Linked DNA regions of Homo sapiens: region 1 is linked to region 2. A link is a loop called in an ENCODE intact Hi-C map of the cell type or tissue named here. Cell type or tissue: A673. All regions are shown on one strand. Each heading gives the region's core, and the rest is flanking DNA. Links, peaks and the distances in the headings are about the cores only.

Region 1 (9,167 bases), core at 700-8,699, 420 kb after region 2:
CACACTGAGGAGAGTAGGAAAGATAGTTTTATGTTACCTGCAGCACCCCTTCCCCAACCCCAGGTAGCACAGTGCAGTGAAAGCCACCATCTGCTTGGGGGAAAGAGAGAGAAGTAAGCAAAGGAATTTGCCATGGACACTAACACAGGGACCACCACAGTAAAAATCACTACCACACAGACCCCCACAGCCCCTGACTCCAGGCCAGTGCCCACAGACCTAGCCTCAATGACTGCCCAGGGACCAAGTGGGAACCACAGCTCCTGCAAGACAGACTCAATCTGCAGTCTGCATCACCACTGACCATCTACAGTGGCCTTGGGCCTTGGACAAATCTCAGTGGCAGACAGGAGGCAGACCTCAGCAGCTGTGGGCTTCACAGTCTTAGCAATGTACCAGCCTCTATGACTAAGGATTTCTAGCACATCCCAGCTCCACACCAGCTTCAGTAACCACAAGATTCCAGCCTGGCATTGTGCCAGCCATAGCAGTCCAAGCTTATGATGCTCCCTAGGACTGCAATGGCCACGGTGGTCCCAAGAATAGCAGCCATACCAGATGATCTGCCCAGAATCTCTGGACAGGCTTACTATTGGAAGGCATTCTTAGACAAATTCAGTCTATGAAGACTGGAATAAGTACCTACTTCTTCACATGTGCAGGCATTATCACATAGCCACAATGACCAAGAACATTTAGGAAAACATGACAACACCAGAGAGAAAAAATAAAGTGCCAGTGACTGGCCCTAAAGAGCTGGAGACATATGAACTGCCCGACAAAACATTTATAATAACTGTTTTCAGGAAACTTGGCAAACTTTAGGAAAATAGAGAGAGATAATTCAAAGAAATTAACAAAACAATAAGTGACCAGAATGAAAAATTTAACAGAGATTGAAATAATATTTTAAGAAACAGAAATTTTGGAACTAAAAAAATGCAATGAACAAAATGTAAAATATAATAAAGAGCTCAAACAGCAGAATTGATCAAGCAGAAGAAAGAATTTGTAAACTCAAAGACTTCAATACCCTGCTTTTAGCAATGAACAGATAATCCAGAAAGGAAATCAGTCAGAAAGCATAGTATTTAAACTACTATTTAGGTCAACTGAACCTAATGGACATATGCAGAACACACATTCTCTCAATGGCACATGGAGCACTCTCCAGTATAAATCATGTGTTAGGCTACAAAACAAGTTTTAAATTCAGTAAGATTGAAATCACATTAAGCATTTTTTCTGACCACCTGGTATAAAATTAGAAGTCAATAACAGGAGGAACTTCAGAAAATTCACCCAAGGCCAGGCGTGGTGGCTCACACCTGTAATTCCAGCATTTTGGTAGGCCAAGGCGAGCAAATCACGAGGTCAGGAGTTCGAGACCAGCTTGACCAACATGGTGAAACCCCGTCTCTACTAAAAATACAAAAATTAGCCAGGCATGATGGCACACGCCTATAATCCCAGCTACTCAGGAGGCTGAGGCAGGAGAATTGCTTGAACCTGGGAGGCGGAGGTTGTGGTGAGCCGAGATTGTGCCGTTGCACTCCAGCCTGGGCAACAAGAGCGAAACTCTGTCTCAAAAAAAAAAAAAAAAAGAAAGAAAAGAAAATTCACCCCAAAAAATGGATATTTAAAAACATACTGCTAAACAACAAATGGGTCAATGACAAAATTAAAAGGAACTTTAAAACATATCTTGAGACAAATGGAAATGAAAACACAATATCAAAAGCCATGGAGATGAAAGAAATCTACACTGAAAATCATATCAAAAGCTATGGGATATAACAAAAGCAGTTTTAAGAGGGAAGTTTTCAGCACTAAGTGCCTACATCAAAAAATAAAAATTTCAAATAAACAACCTAACATTGCACCTTAAGGAACTAAAAAAATAGGAAAAAATTAAGCCCAAATTTAGTAGAAAGAAGGAAATAATAAAGATCAGAAAAGAAATAAATGAAATAGAAACTAGGAAAATAATAGGAAATTTTTTTAATGAAGAGTTAGTATTTTGAAAAGATTAGAAAAAACATTTAGCTAGACTAAGGAAAAAAGAGAAGAAAACAAAAATAAAATTAGAAATGAAACAAAAAATATCACAGTGGATAACACATAAATACAAAGGATAATAAGAGACTATTATGAACAATTATATGCCAACAAATTGTGTAACACAGAGGAAATGGATAAATTCCTTGACACATACAAGATTGAACTATAAAGAAAAGGAAATTCTGAACAGATCAATAACAAGAAAAGTGATTGAATTTGTAATAAAATGTCACCTATCAAAGAAAAACCCAGGACCTGGTGGCTTCATTGCTGAATTCTACCAAACCTTTAAAGGATAATTAATACCAATCCTTCTCAAACTCTTCCAAAAAATTGGAGAGGAGGGAATACTAATAAATGTATTTTATGAGACTAGCATACCAAATCAGACGAGGGGGAAAAAAAAAAGCTACAGGCCAACATCCCTGAGGAACAAAGATGCAAAAATGCTCAACAAATTACCAGTAAAACAAATTAAATAGTATCTTAAAAAGATCCTTCACCATGATCAAGTGGGATTCATCCCAGAAATGCAAGGATGATTCAACATATGCAAATCAATAAATGTAATACACCACATTAACAGAATGAAAGACACAATTATATCATTTCAATATATTCAGAAAAAGCACTTGACAAAATTTAACATATTTTAATGATTAAAAAACTGTGAATAAATTAGGTACAAAAGAAATGTACCTTAACACAATAAAGGCCATAGCTAACAGAATATTCAATGGGGAAAAATTAAACCTTTTCTTTTAATACCTGGAACAAGACAAACATGCTTATTTTCACCACTTTTATTCAACATAGTACTGGAAGTTCTAATGAGCCGTTAGGCAAAGGAAAGAAATAAAAGCCATCCAAATTAGTAAGGAAGAAGTTGTCTCTATTTGCAGATGACATGACTTTATGTACTTTTTTTAAAAACTAAAAAATCTTCCAAATAATTGTTATAACTAATAAACAAATTCAGTAAAGATGCAGGATACAAAATCAACATACAAAAGTCAGTGGTACTTCAGCAATCTACTTGAAAGGGAAATCAAGAAAACAATTCCACTTATAGTAGCTACAAAAGAAATAAAATACTTAGAAATAAATTTAACCATGGAGATGAAAGAAATCTACACTGAAAATCATAAAACATTTATGAGATAAATTGAAGAAGGCATAAATAAACAGAAAGGTACTTGTATTCATGGACTGAAATAACTAATATTGTTACAATGTCCACACTACCCAAATATATTCAATGCAATCCTTATCAAAATAGCAATGGCATTCTTTACATAAAGAGAAAAAACATTCTAAAATTTGTGTGGAACAAAAAAAGACCTGATTAGCCAAAATCATCTTAAGCAAAAAGACCAAAGCTAGAGGCATCACAGTACCTGACTTCAAGATATATTACAAAGCTCTAGTAACCCAACAGCCGTGGTACTAACATAAAAACAGATATATATGCCAATGGAACAAAATAGCCCAGAAATAAATCTGCTCATTTGCAGCCAACTTATTTTTGACAAACTACACACAGTGGGGAAAGGACAGTCTCTTCAATAAATTGTATTGGGAAAAATGGACATCCTCATGCAAAGAAGGAAATTAGACTCTTATCTCACAGCACATGCAAAACCACAAGGAGGTATCATCTCACTTCTGTTAGAATGACTATTATCGAAAAGACAAAAGATAACAAAAGTTGGCAAAGATGTGAAGAAAAGGAAATTCTTGCACACTGTTGGTGGGAATGCAAATTAATACAACCATTATAGGAAACAATATGGAGTTTCCTCAAAAAATAAAAAAATGAAACTATTATATGATCGAGCAATCCCACTACTGGGTATATAGCCAAAGAAAATGAAATCAGTATGTCAAAGAGCTATCTGCACTCTCGTGTTTACTGCAAGCAACATAGCTGAGATATGGAATCAATTTAAGTATCCATAAACAGATGAATAGAATTTTTTAAAGTGGTATATATACACAATGAAATACTATGCAGCCATAAAATAAGAATAAAATTCTGTCATTTAATACAACACGGATAAACCTAGAGGACATTATGCAAAGTGAAATAAAACAGGTGCAGAAAGACAAATACCACATGATACAATTTGAATTTCTGTCCCCACCCCAATCTTATGTTGAAATGTAATCCCCAGTGCTGATTGTGGGGCCTTGTGGAAGGTGCTTGAATCATGGGGGCAGTTTCTCATGAATGGTTTACATCATCCCCCTGATGCTGTTCTCGTAACAGAGTTCTCATGAGATCCAGTTGTTTAAAAGTGTGTAGCACCTCCCTCCCATTCTTGGTCCTGCTCCTGCCATGTAAGATGCCTCACTCCCCCTTTGCCTTCTGCTATAATTGCACATTTCCTGAGGCCTCCCCAGAATCTGAGCAGATGCCAGAATTATGCTTCCTGTATAGCCTGTGGAATCCTGAGCCAATTAAACTTCTTTTCTTTATAAATCACCCAGTCTCAGATATTTCCTTATAGCAGTAAATACAGAAAATTGGTATTCAAGAGTGAGGCATTGCTATAAAGATACCTGATAATGTGGAAATGACTTTGAAACTGGGTAATGGGCAGGTTGGAAGAGTTTGGAGAGCTCAGAAGAAGACAGGAAGACAAGGGAAAGTTTGGAACTTCCTAGAGACTTGATAAGTTGTTATGACCCAAATGCTGATAGTGATATGGACAAGGAATTCCAGACTGAGGAGGTCTCAGATAGAAATTAGGACCTTACTAAGCTAAAGGGAAAAGTCAAGCTGGGAACTGCTTAGGACTGCCTCCCATTCTATTCAAAGTCACCCCTCTGCTCACTGAGATAAATACATTTCTAATTGCATCCTTTGGGGAGGCTAATCAGAAACTCAAAAGAATGCAACCACTTGTCTCTTATCTGCCTATGACCTGGAAGCCCCCTCCCTGCTTAAAGTCTTACCATCTTTGCTTCGAGTTTTCCCATCTTTTCAGACGGAACCACTGTTCATCTTACATATGTTGATTGATGTCTCATGTCTCCATAAATGTAAAGCCAAACTGTGCTCTAACCACCTTGGGCACATGTCATCAGGACCTCCTGAGGCTGCGTCATGAGCATGTGTCCTCAACCTTGGCAAAATCAACTTTCTAAATTAACTGTCTCAGATTTTCAGGGTTCACAAACTTCAGTAAAGGTCACTTCCGCTATGCTTTAGCAAAGAATCTGGCTGTATTGTGCCCTGCTCTAGCGATGTGTGGAACTTAGAACTTAAAAGGGATGATTTAGTGTATCTGGCAGAAGAAATTTCTAAGCAGCAAAACATTCAAGATGTGACCTGGCTACCTCTAACAACCTATGCTTCTATGCATGAGCAAAGAAATGACCTAAAACTGAAACTTATATCTAAAAGGGAAGCAAAGTGTAAAAGTTTGGAAAATTTGCAGCTTTGCCATGTAGTACAAAAGAAAAGCCCATTTTCAGGGGAGGAATTGAAGCAGCCTGCAGAAATTTGCATAACTAAAAGGAAGGCAAGTGCTGATAGCCAAGACAATGGGAGAAAGACCTCAAAGGCATTTCAGAGACCCTCATGACAGCCCCTCCCATCACAGGCCCAGATGTCTAGGAGGGAAGAATGGTTTATTGGGCCAGGCCCAGGGCCCCTCTGCCCCATGCAGCCTCAGGAAACTGTTCCCTACATCGTAGCCACTCCAGCTCCAGCTGTAGCTCAAAGGGGCTCAGGTACACCTCAGGCTATTGCTTCAGAGAGCGCAAGCTGTAAACCTTGGTAGCTTCCACATGGTGTTAAACCTGTAGGTGCACAGAGTCCAAGAGTTGAGGCTTGGGAGCCTCTGCCTAGATTTTAGAAAACGTATGGAATAGCCTGAATGTCCAGGCAGAAGCCAGCTGCAGGGGCAGAGCCCTCACGGAGACCCTTTACTAGGACAATGCAGAAGGAAAATGTGGGGTTGGAGCCCCCACACAGAATCCCCAATGGGGCACTGCCTAGTGGAGCTATGAGAAGAGGACCACCATCCTTCAGACCCCAGAATTGTAGCTCCACCAACAGCTTGGATCATGCATCTGGAAAAGCCACAGACATTCAATGCCAGCCCATGAGAGCAGCCAGAGTGGGTGAACCCTGCAAAGCCACAGGGACAGAGCTTCCCAAGGCTTCGGGAGCCCACCTTTTGTACCAGCATGCCCTGAATATGGGACAAGGAGTCGAAATACATTATTTTGGAGCTTTAAGATTTAATTACTTTAAGCTCTCAACCCCCTGCTGACTTTCAGACTTGCACAGGCCTATAGACTCTTTCTTTGGCTGATTTCTCCCTCGGAATAGAAGTAATTACCCAATACCTGCCCTGCTGAGTTTCAGACTTGCATGGGGCCTGTAGCCCCTTGGTTTTGGCCAATTTCTTACATTTGGAATGAAAGCATTTACCCAATGCCTTTACCCCCATTGTATCTTGAAAGAAACTAGCTTGTTTTTTATTCTACAGGCTCATAGGCAGAAGGGACTAGTCTTGCCTCAAAGGAGACTTTGGACTGTGGACTTTCGAGTTAATGCTAGACTGAGTTAAGACTTTGGGCCATTGTTGGGAAGGCATGATTGTATTTTGAAATGTGAGAGGGGCATGAGATTTGGGAAGCGGCAGGGTGAAATGATATGGTTTGGTGTGTGTACCTGCCCAGATCTCATGTTAAAATATAATCCCCAATGCTGGAGGTAGAAGGTGACTGAATCATGGGGGTGGTTTCTCATGAATTATTTAGCCCTATACCCCTAGTGCTATTCACATGATAGAGTTCTCATGATATCTGGTTGTTTAAAACTGTGAGCCAGGCATGGTGGCTCACACCTGTAATCCCAGCACTTTGGGTGACCAAGGCAGGTGGATCATGAGGTCAGGAGTTTGAGACTAGCCTGGCTAACATAGTGAAATCCCATCTCTACTAAAAATACAAAAATTAGCTGGGTGTGGTGGCACGCACCTGTAGTCCCAGCTATTTGGAAGGCTGAGGCAGGAGAATTGCTTGAACCCAGGAGGCGGAGGTTGCAGTGAGCCAAGACTGTGCCACTGCACTCCAGCCTCAGTGACAGAGTGAGACTCCGTCTGAAAAAAAAAATAAAAAAGTATGAAGCACTTCCCCATCTCTCAGTCCTGCTTTTGCCATGTAAGATGTCTCACTCTCCCTTTGCCTTCTGCCATGATTGCAAGTTTCTGAGGCCTCCCAGAAGCTGAGCATATGCCAGAATTATGCTTCCTGTACAGCCTGCAGAACCATGAGCCAATTAAACCTATTTTCTTTATAAATTATCCAGTACCAGCTATTTCTTTATAGCAGCACAAGAATGGCCTAATACACCACATGATCTCACTCATAATGAGGCAACTTAAAAAGTCAATGTCAAAAAATAGAAAGTAGAATGGTGGTTACCAGAGGCTGCAGTGATTGTGGGAGTGGTTGTTAGGGAGATTTTGGTCAAAGAACACAAAATTACAATCAGGCCGGAAGAATAAATTCAAGAGGGCTATTGTACAGCATAGGGACCATAATAAATGGCAATATGTTGCACTCTTGAGGAATGCTAAGAGAGTCAATGTTAAGTGTTCTCAACACAAAAATGATAACCATGTGAGTTGATACATATATATTAATTAGGTAGGTTTAACCATTCCACAAGGTATATGTGCTTCAAGTCATCGTGTTGTACATAATAAATACATAGAATTTTATCTGTCAATTTTTAGAAAGTGTTAAATTTAAAAAAAAGAAAGGAATAACTTACAGCATCAGTATCTAAATCCTTGTGGTCCTCAGCTTCATCTTCTGTGTCCCAAATTCTTATGTGGGAGAATTTGATTGGCTCCTTGGTTCACATACCCTCTCTAATTACCTGTGTCTTGGAGGGATTTCTCTGAGACAGTGGTTTCAAAGAAGGTTGACTCTAAGGTGATGCCTGGGGGTATGAGATTTTAAAAGTATAACTTCAGTTTCACCTTCATTGCTTATTTCATTTACTTCTCATCTGGCAGGTTCAGGGGTTGCCCTACTTAAGAGTCTCATGTCCCACAAGACACTATATCTCTTGTAGCAACTCCACAGGCTTCCAGGATTCACATGAGAGACATACCCAATTACAAGAGTTAACACACTCAGGGAAGCCCAAATTATAGCACTCTCATCAGATATTTATGGGACATTTATAATTCCTCCTTGTTTAGTTGCAATTTATCAATCAGGGATAATATTACCATAGGCAATATTGACTGTAACATAGTTGACATTCTATCTTCAGGTATTTATGGGACATTTATAACTCCTTCTTGTTTGGTTGCAATTTATCATTCAGGGATAATATTACTGTAGGCAATACTGACTGTAACATCGTTGACATTCTATCTTCATCTGATTTCCAGTGGAACAGAGAGAAAATTAAGTGAAGGTCACATTCTTATGGTATAAAAGGAAAAGGCTTTATTAATTTTTACTAACTCTCCCCCACAGTTAGTTCTTTAATGTATTTACTGGCATTGACAGATTTGCTTTGAAGTTGCTCTCAAAGAAGTAAAACACGGGCCACAGCATATTAGTGGAGTTAGGCCAACTCCTCTCCCTTGCACTGCACCTACCTCCCAATTCTCCTGCCCAAGAATGTTTAGGGAATATCTTGATTATCCATAAATATCACAACTTGCACAGGACTCTGAAGTCCTACAGAAAGAAAACTATCCCTATTCACAGTTGAGTTGAGATATAGATACTCATCTAATGGAGGGGTTCTAAAGAAGATGTGTGAAACAAAGGAAGCTAAACTAAAAGGAGATACAGCTACATGAGTGAGAGGAAAAGATACCCAGGACTAACAAAGATGTTAGGGCCTGAGGTCACCTCACCCAGGAAACACAAGGGGTTGGGGGATTTCCCTTTGCTAGCCAAGGGAAGCCATGACAGACTGTACCTGGAAAAACAGGACACTCCTGGCCAAATACTGTGCTTTTCCCAAGGTCTTAGCAACTGTCAGACAAGGAGATTCTCTCCTGTGCCTGGCTCCGCAGGACCCACACCCACGGAGCATTGCTCACTGCTAGTGCAGCAGT
Region 2 (8,000 bases), core at 1-8,000:
ACACTTTCAATACATTAAATTTGCTTTAATCTGGAAGGTCCAATTCTCTGACATTCATAATCACTACAGAATCAAATACGGGCTTAAAATTTCAAACGGAAAAATATTGCCAATATGTTGATTCTATGTAGGAAAACTGTTTTGGTAAAAAGAACTTTAAAATGTTGCTCTTGTGAATAAAATAATAAGTATTTCAATGACAGCTCACACTTAACCAGACTAAGTATCCAAGTTTTATTTTAGACACTCTTTTAAGCTTCTAGTTCCCACCCAGCTGTTCAACTATTTTTAAGTATACAAATTTCTAGATTGTTCACAATATAATAACCTAGTGGCCTGATTCAAAATGATGCAAGTTAAGGTGCTTTGTTTTTAGCTTTGGGTTGTCTAATATGGTTATTTACATATTTTTGTCACAGGGTGATGCTGGTGCCCCTGGTGAACGTGGACCTCCTGGATTGGCAGGGGCCCCAGGACTTAGAGGTGGAGCTGGTCCCCCTGGTCCCGAAGGAGGAAAGGTAACTCCACAGCATTCCATTCACCTAGGTTTAAAAAATGCATTTGATTTCCTTCTGATCATTTATTATTTCTCACTTATTTTCAGGGTGCTGCTGGTCCTCCTGGGCCACCTGGTGCTGCTGGTACTCCTGGTCTGCAAGGAATGCCTGGAGAAAGAGGAGGTCTTGGAAGTCCTGGTCCAAAGGGTGACAAGGTGTTGACTTGTTTTCTCTTAATTGTTCAATAAATCAGTCATTGTAGGTTTTAAAAAAAGCAACACTCCTGGAAAGTAATCGACTGTATTTTCAAAATTAATGTTATCATTTTATAGTAAGTGAAATTTAAGATGGATTCCTAAAGCAACAATGAATTAGAACACCCAATATATATCCCTACAAATCCTGAGAGTTACTCCTCTTCTTGGCTGATTTTCACTGAAGATACTTTGAATCTGATGACATTGGCTTTTATTTGACAGGGTGAACCAGGCGGTCCAGGTGCTGATGGTGTCCCAGGGAAAGATGGCCCAAGGGTGAGTATTCCCAGTGAGGAGAAGCAGGCCTTATCTATATGTCATATGGGACAGTCCTGCACTTCAACTTTAATTTTTTCCAAAAACTACTCAAGAGAAATTAGATATTTTACCACCTAAAGACCCGAATGACTTGATTTATAATGAAATTTGTGGTCTATATCTATGGCTACTTGATAGATCTACAGTGACTAAAGAATGAAAAAGCCTCAAGAGTACGATAAAGGTCACAAACTAGCATTTGTGAGTCACTAAAATCTGAGATAATCACTGAAATTTAGGATAATCAATGCTGCTCATTAAGAAACTAAAAGTCATCAAAATTCAATATAGTAAGTACTCCTCATTAATAGACTTAATATTTAAAAATTGTATAGTATTTAGCAACAAAAAGGAATGAACAATTGATGCTGTACACACAGCAAATTATACAAACCTCAAGGACAACATACTCAGTGAAGAAAATTCAGTCACCAAGGGATACATACTGCATGATTCCATTCCTACAATATTTGCAAAATAACTTCCTTGTAGAGATGTAGAACAGATTAGTGGTTGCTAGCAGTTAAGAATGAGAAAGAGAGAGATGGATGTGGCTATGGAGACATGACACAAGGGAGTCTTATGGTGATTGCACATTTGAGTATCTTGATTGAGGTGGTAGTCAGGCACATCTACACATGGGATAAAATTCTATAGAGCTACATATACACACACATAAATGAGTGTGTGTATCACTGGTGAAATCTGAACATGCTCTATGGATGGTATCAATGTCAATTTCCTAGTTTTGATATTATATTATAGTTGTGTAAGATGTTAACATTAGGGGACGCTGGGAGAAAAGTGCACAGAATTTCCCTGTATATTCCTTTGCAGCATCCTATGAATCTATAATTCAAACTAAAAGTCAAAAACAAAACAAAAAACATCTCCTAAATATGATTATAATTAAGTCTTTTAATAAATTTATATAATAGTTGCCTTAAAGAAATTCATAAATGCTTCGCTTTTGACAGACTAAGTAGATAAGCCGTCATTCAGGTAAAAAGAGTGCTCAATACTTCAGTTTTGTAATATAAGTAAAACTACTATTTGAAAATTTCAAGTTGAAAAATTTAATATGTACAATGAGACTTTGAGAAAACATTTAAATTATCAAGCAATTGAATAAAGAAATGTACTTTAATTTAAAAAGACATTACTGTAAGATCTTACATGACATCCTATTTATCTTCTACAATGGAGATAAAGATAAATGAATCAATAAACTATTGCTGAATCCTATTTTCTCCCAGAGTTATCCCCAAAGAGGCTTGTGTTTACTGAGCTCTGCAGTATTTACACATTGAGAGAAAAGCATAGCATTCAAGCCATAAAAATTTTTAAAAAGTATGTTATCTAGTTTATTAGGTATCTATGTCTATATACTTTCTGTTTGATTAATGCAAAAAACGATATTTGTATCTTCAAAATTAAAAAATATTTTTATTTCCTCTAGGGTCCTACTGGTCCTATTGGTCCTCCTGGCCCAGCTGGCCAGCCTGGAGATAAGGTAACCCTTAATACTACCTGGATATAAAAAGAAAATGTCTCTCTCTTTTGGATGCAAGACAGTGACATGGCTTCTCTTTTTCCAGGGTGAAGGTGGTGCCCCCGGACTTCCAGGTATAGCTGGACCTCGTGGTAGCCCTGTAAGTGTTAAAGACATTCTCAACATACTTTTTAACCCCATACAGACAGTAGCTACTTATGCTTCCCTTTTTGGCAGTTTTGCCCTCAGTTCCCTGAGCCTCAATTTGGAGATATTATCTTCAAAAACCATATAAGGAACCATATAGCATGCAAGGGAATGTTAAATTTCTTAAATCTAACATTCACAGGAGACCATTTTAAATCAGGATTTCTTTCCTAAATAACTTTGGAAAAAATACATGAATTGCACAAGTAGTACATGTTTGTAATTAGGTATTTCTTAAGCCTATAGAATCTTTGCCTGAGACTCCTTCTAGATTTAAAAGTCTTGACCTTCAGGATTTAAGACTCTGGAAAGATATTTAGTAAATGGTTTTTAAAAATAAATCAGTTAATTTTTCAGTTAAGCTTCTACCATATATTGAAATACATAAATATCTATATATATAAATGTGTTAAATACTTTAAAATTCTCAAACTATTTTTCTTGCAAATAATATCACAGTAGGAGGCAGAAGGAATCAATGGTTCTGGTATTTTCCACTCCTAATTTTATTGAGAAGTGGCAAAGTCTTCAGAAGTTTATTGGCTACTCTGCACATTTCCTGCTTAAAGGAAAGAAAAGATAAGATGATAAGATGACATTTCCTGCCTAAAGGAGATGACGCACACTTCACTGTGACTAAGGAGGATATTTTTCTCTTCAGGGTGAGAGAGGTGAAACTGGCCCTCCAGGACCTGCTGGTTTCCCTGGTGCTCCTGTAAGTGTGAATATTTATACATACATGTCCCATAGCCCAGGATCTCTATCTTGCTGAAAAATTACAAAAGTATAGTCAAGTTTGGTTTCTAGTCTCATTTTAGCTGCTCATTCCCTATAGGATTATTGTACCCCTATTTTGTTTTACTTTACCCCTATTGTCGCTCTTTGAAAGATGGAAATAAAAACACCTGTCCTGCTTTTATGACTGGGTAATGAACTAAAGCAGTATCATGGATTTAAAAGCACTCTGAATTTTTGTAAATTCTTCCATTATAAGATGGTACTAATTAAAATTTTCTCTTAAATCCGGTCTTTCTCAAAAAAATTTACTGGTGCTGATTTTCAAATGTTTAATCCTTAGAGACACTTCCTCCCTCCCTAATGGCAAATAATGCACAGTTTATGCTTTCTTGGTCATGTTCTTTGATCATGAAAATATTTTGATTGGCTTCATTTTGTCATGTCTTCAGAAAGCCTTGTTTTTAAATTTTATTTCAACTCCTTCCATCTGAAGAATTCTATATTCTGAAGAGAAATAATAATAAGCCAATTGTATCATAAAGAGTGTCAGCTGAGAGATTGCTGTTGTTGTTGCATGTAGGGACAGAATGGTGAACCTGGTGGTAAAGGAGAAAGAGGGGCTCCGGGTGAGAAAGGTGAAGGAGGCCCTCCTGGAGTTGCAGGACCCCCTGGAGGTTCTGGACCTGCTGTAAGTTCCTTCCTCTTTCTCTGTCTATCTATCTATCATCTATCTATCTATTGATTATCTGTCTATCTCTCCCTCTCTCTCTCCCTCTCCCCCCTCTGTAAGTCCTAAGTGTTCTAATGGAAAAACATGGAGGTTTATCAGTAATTTAATATTTTATACTGAGATAGCATGTCATAGTGTCAAGAATATAATCTTTATATGAATATAGTCCAAGTATGAATCTCAGCACCAGCAATCTAAAAGTTATTTTAACCTCTTCATAGAGTTCCTGGTTTTCAAAGGCTTAATGCTTTTCCCAAATTTTGATTTTGGTGCTATTCTTACATAATTTCCTTCCATTTCATATAGGGTCCTCCTGGTCCCCAAGGTGTCAAAGGTGAACGTGGCAGTCCTGGTGGACCTGTAAGTATTGATCCTCTTAACTATTATTGAAAAGCATTAATTGATATCAACCTGTATAAAAGCTGCATTTGAGACACTAGTTCCATAAAGAGAATGTAAAAATTGTAATCGCTCATTCATACATGAGTTATATGTAAATTCCAAGGGGAAACACAAACCATAAATGACTTTCAGGTACAATGCAGATCATGCCACACATTATACTTTTTGTTTGTTGTACAGTTATTTGTTCTACTTTTGAAATTCAAAAATATATTACCATTTCACAGGGTGCTGCTGGCTTCCCTGGTGCTCGTGGTCTTCCTGGTCCTCCTGGTAGTAATGTAAGTAATTGTTAAAGTCTTTTCTCATCATACACTTCAGAAAGAGCATTCATGTATGTATAGGATGAGAAACTTACACATTGCTACTTATTTCTCTAGTAAGTCTCAAATAAAATTATTTGAAGTAAGTAAAAAAAGAAAGAAAAAATGCACTTTTTATTATAAATATTCAAATTTCAAACAATTATTTGTAGGGTAACCCAGGACCCCCAGGTCCCAGCGGTTCTCCAGGCAAGGATGGGCCCCCAGGTCCTGCGGGTAACACTGGTGCTCCTGGCAGCCCTGGAGTGTCTGGACCAAAAGGTGATGCTGGCCAACCAGGAGAGAAGGGATCGCCTGGTGCCCAGGGCCCACCAGTAAGTAACTTCATTTTTTTAAATTGATTCTACTATTTTGATTTTTATCACAAATCGATTAGAGAAAAACACTGTCACATAAAGATGAGCTAAGTCTTCATTATCTGTATTAGGGAGCTCCAGGCCCACTTGGGATTGCTGGGATCACTGGAGCACGGGGTCTTGCAGGACCACCAGGCATGCCAGGTCCTAGGGGAAGCCCTGGCCCTCAGGGTGTCAAGGTGAGTATAGTCATTTTCCACTACACTCTTCCTTCCTTTGGTAGCCTTCAGAGATCACTTAACCATATCAAGGATGAAAAGTTTTTCTGTCACTGGAGTAAATTAGCCAGGAGATAATTTTTTTTTATTTTTAGATTTTTAAAAGCATAAATTTTAATAAATGGCTCCAGAACACAAAACAGGGCATATCATAGACAAACCTTGAATATAAACACAAATAAATTAATATGATGAAAACAATATTGCCATCTCAAACACCTCTTTTAGGAAACTTGTGAATATTCTTCAATTTGTTGACTGTCAGTTTTGAAGGGGGAAATAGTGTTAGCTTATAGATCTTGGAAAGTCTTTCATTAATGCTAGTTATCCATCCATTCAAGTCATCTTGCACTCCTGACTCTCTTTCACTAGTATTATATTCCTATAACATTCTAGTGCTTAGCATCTAAAACATTCGTTTGGTAAACAGGATAATAAAATTGCATTTTTATTAGGGCTCGTATTATGGCACTTTAAGTACTTCTTTCAACAAAATGTTATGTAATATTGTCATAAAATTAATATTTCATATTTAAGTGTGTTCAATTGATATGATATTTCTGGTAAGTGTATATTCTTCAGATAGAGACAAATAACCTAATTTTAAGGATCACCATACACCTCTAGTTTCATGATGGCTCATTATTGTTTTTCCCTATACTAATCATGTTTATGTATTCATCTCAGATTACAATGTACAGTATTCTGAATTAGATAATCAATGTAACTATTCAGCCCTTTGCCATCCAGAGTCACTGAGCAAGTTAGAAAATGCAAGAAGCTTGCTCCCCCATATTTTTTCCCATAGCAGGCATAGTTTTAATTTTAAAATTCAATGAAGATTAAATAAAATAAGTTTTTTACCTGAAAATAAAGATATCTGATAACACCATTTTAATTGATTTCTTAAGTTGAAACAAAATGTTTTTCATTCCTTTGTATACAGGGTGAAAGTGGGAAACCAGGAGCTAACGGTCTCAGTGGAGAACGTGGTCCCCCTGGACCCCAGGGTCTTCCTGGTCTGGCTGGTACAGCTGGTGAACCTGGAAGAGATGTGAGTAGCAGTTTTTATTCAACCAGCCAGGTAGAATTTGATAATTTATTTCAGCAAAGGTGAAATTGAGCTTTAATGTCTAAGAGTGTAAATATGGCCACATAGCAAAGTTCTTCTATCTCTAATAACAGAAATTCTTTCATTACAATTTAGGATAGACTTAAAAGCTCTTGTTCATTAGTATTTACCCAATGAATAATCATTTGTGGAGAAAATATTATCTCTAACTAAATTAGGAAAAAAGTTAGTGGGGAGAACCACAATTGACATGTTTTCTGAGTGAAAATATTCTACGGTTATCTATGGTTAGTCTTTTATTATTTTTAAAGAATTTAAAATTAATATTATTTATAATTAACAAATCATAATTGTATACATTTATAAGGTACAATGTGATGTTTTAATATATGTATACAATGTGGAATGATTAAAGCAAACTAATTAAACTGTAGATTTCCACTAACAGTTTAGATCACTATTTCTTAAACTTTTATTTATTAGAGGTCTGTAAAGACTCTTTTTGGATATCATTTTTCTAATCACCTCTCCTCCATGAATACACTAACTATCTGTCTGGACATTGTGACCCTTTGAAGGGCCACACTGCTTTGTAATATCTAAGATTTCTTACCCCCAAGAACCAATTTTAACCCCCTTGAGAATTATATTGCCCTGCTGAGAATGCATGGATGAAATGGCATTTGGAAGGTTTCAAGAAATTTTATTTCCTTTCTCATTTTTTAATCAGGGAAACCCTGGATCAGATGGTCTTCCAGGCCGAGATGGATCTCCTGGTGGCAAGGTATAATAAACACATGTGCAATTGATTTGTGTTATCAAAATAAGTGATCATCATGTTTATTTTGTACCTATGAATTTGTTCACAGGGTGATCGTGGTGAAAATGGCTCTCCTGGTGCCCCTGGCGCTCCTGGTCATCCAGGCCCACCTGGTCCTGTCGGTCCAGCTGGAAAGAGTGGTGACAGAGGAGAAAGTGTGAGTTCCCAAAAGCAGCATCTGTCTTGTTTGTCTATTTCCTTCAATAAAGACATTTGTAGGTAGAAGGTAGAATGTCAGATCTGCCAACCAAAATATCCACTGTCATTTGTTTTACAGTTTTAATGCTAGTTGTTCCTTAGACAAATGTGTGAATAAGTCAATACCAGAAGTACTTGGCAGTAGTCAATAAAGAATTCATTACTGAAACCCGAAATCATATTAATCAGACCAACTATCTATATGCTGGGTAAATGCAAGGCCAAGTTAACAGGGCTCTTGCCCAACTTTTCTGTCTAGATCCCCTGAGAAAGCTATAAACAGGGCTTTAGCACTTTGAAGGCAAAAACAATATTAACTTCCAATAATTGCATGCATACTATAATTCTATTATAATGAAATTATTTACTTTT

What was found. Peaks named below come from ENCODE experiments on the same cell type or tissue, not always from the same donor. Only the 100,000 strongest peaks of a DNase experiment are listed, where the experiment ranks them.
Region 1: it touches region 2 in a loop (3-fold over the local background); 6 of 110 quality-filtered maps call a loop at or near these places.

The regions. Positions count from the first base shown.
Region 1 is chr2:189,421,437-189,430,603 of GRCh38, forward strand. It overlaps a transcript of COL5A2 not described here. Among named protein-coding and RNA genes, the nearest start is that of WDR75, 15 kb to the right of the region's middle. RefSeq lists an enhancer at 5,260-5,862. In A673, for the core only: no CTCF peak of the experiment used is centred there; DNase peaks (open chromatin) are centred at 4,435, 4,875 and 4,995; H3K27ac peaks cover 2,745 bases.
Region 2 is chr2:188,998,866-189,006,865 of GRCh38, forward strand. It overlaps COL3A1 (collagen type III alpha 1 chain), which reads left to right. Exons shown (of 51, transcript NM_000090.4): 30 at 420-518; 31 at 605-712; 32 at 977-1,030; 33 at 2,532-2,585; 34 at 2,671-2,724; 35 at 3,433-3,486; 36 at 4,090-4,197; 37 at 4,546-4,599; 38 at 4,869-4,922; 39 at 5,117-5,278; 40 at 5,392-5,499; 41 at 6,485-6,592; 42 at 7,341-7,394; 43 at 7,480-7,587. Among named protein-coding and RNA genes, the nearest start is that of MIR3606, 7.2 kb to the left of the region's middle. RefSeq lists an enhancer at 2,619-3,818. In A673, for the core only: no CTCF peak of the experiment used is centred there; a DNase peak (open chromatin) is centred at 3,366; H3K27ac peaks cover 1,539 bases.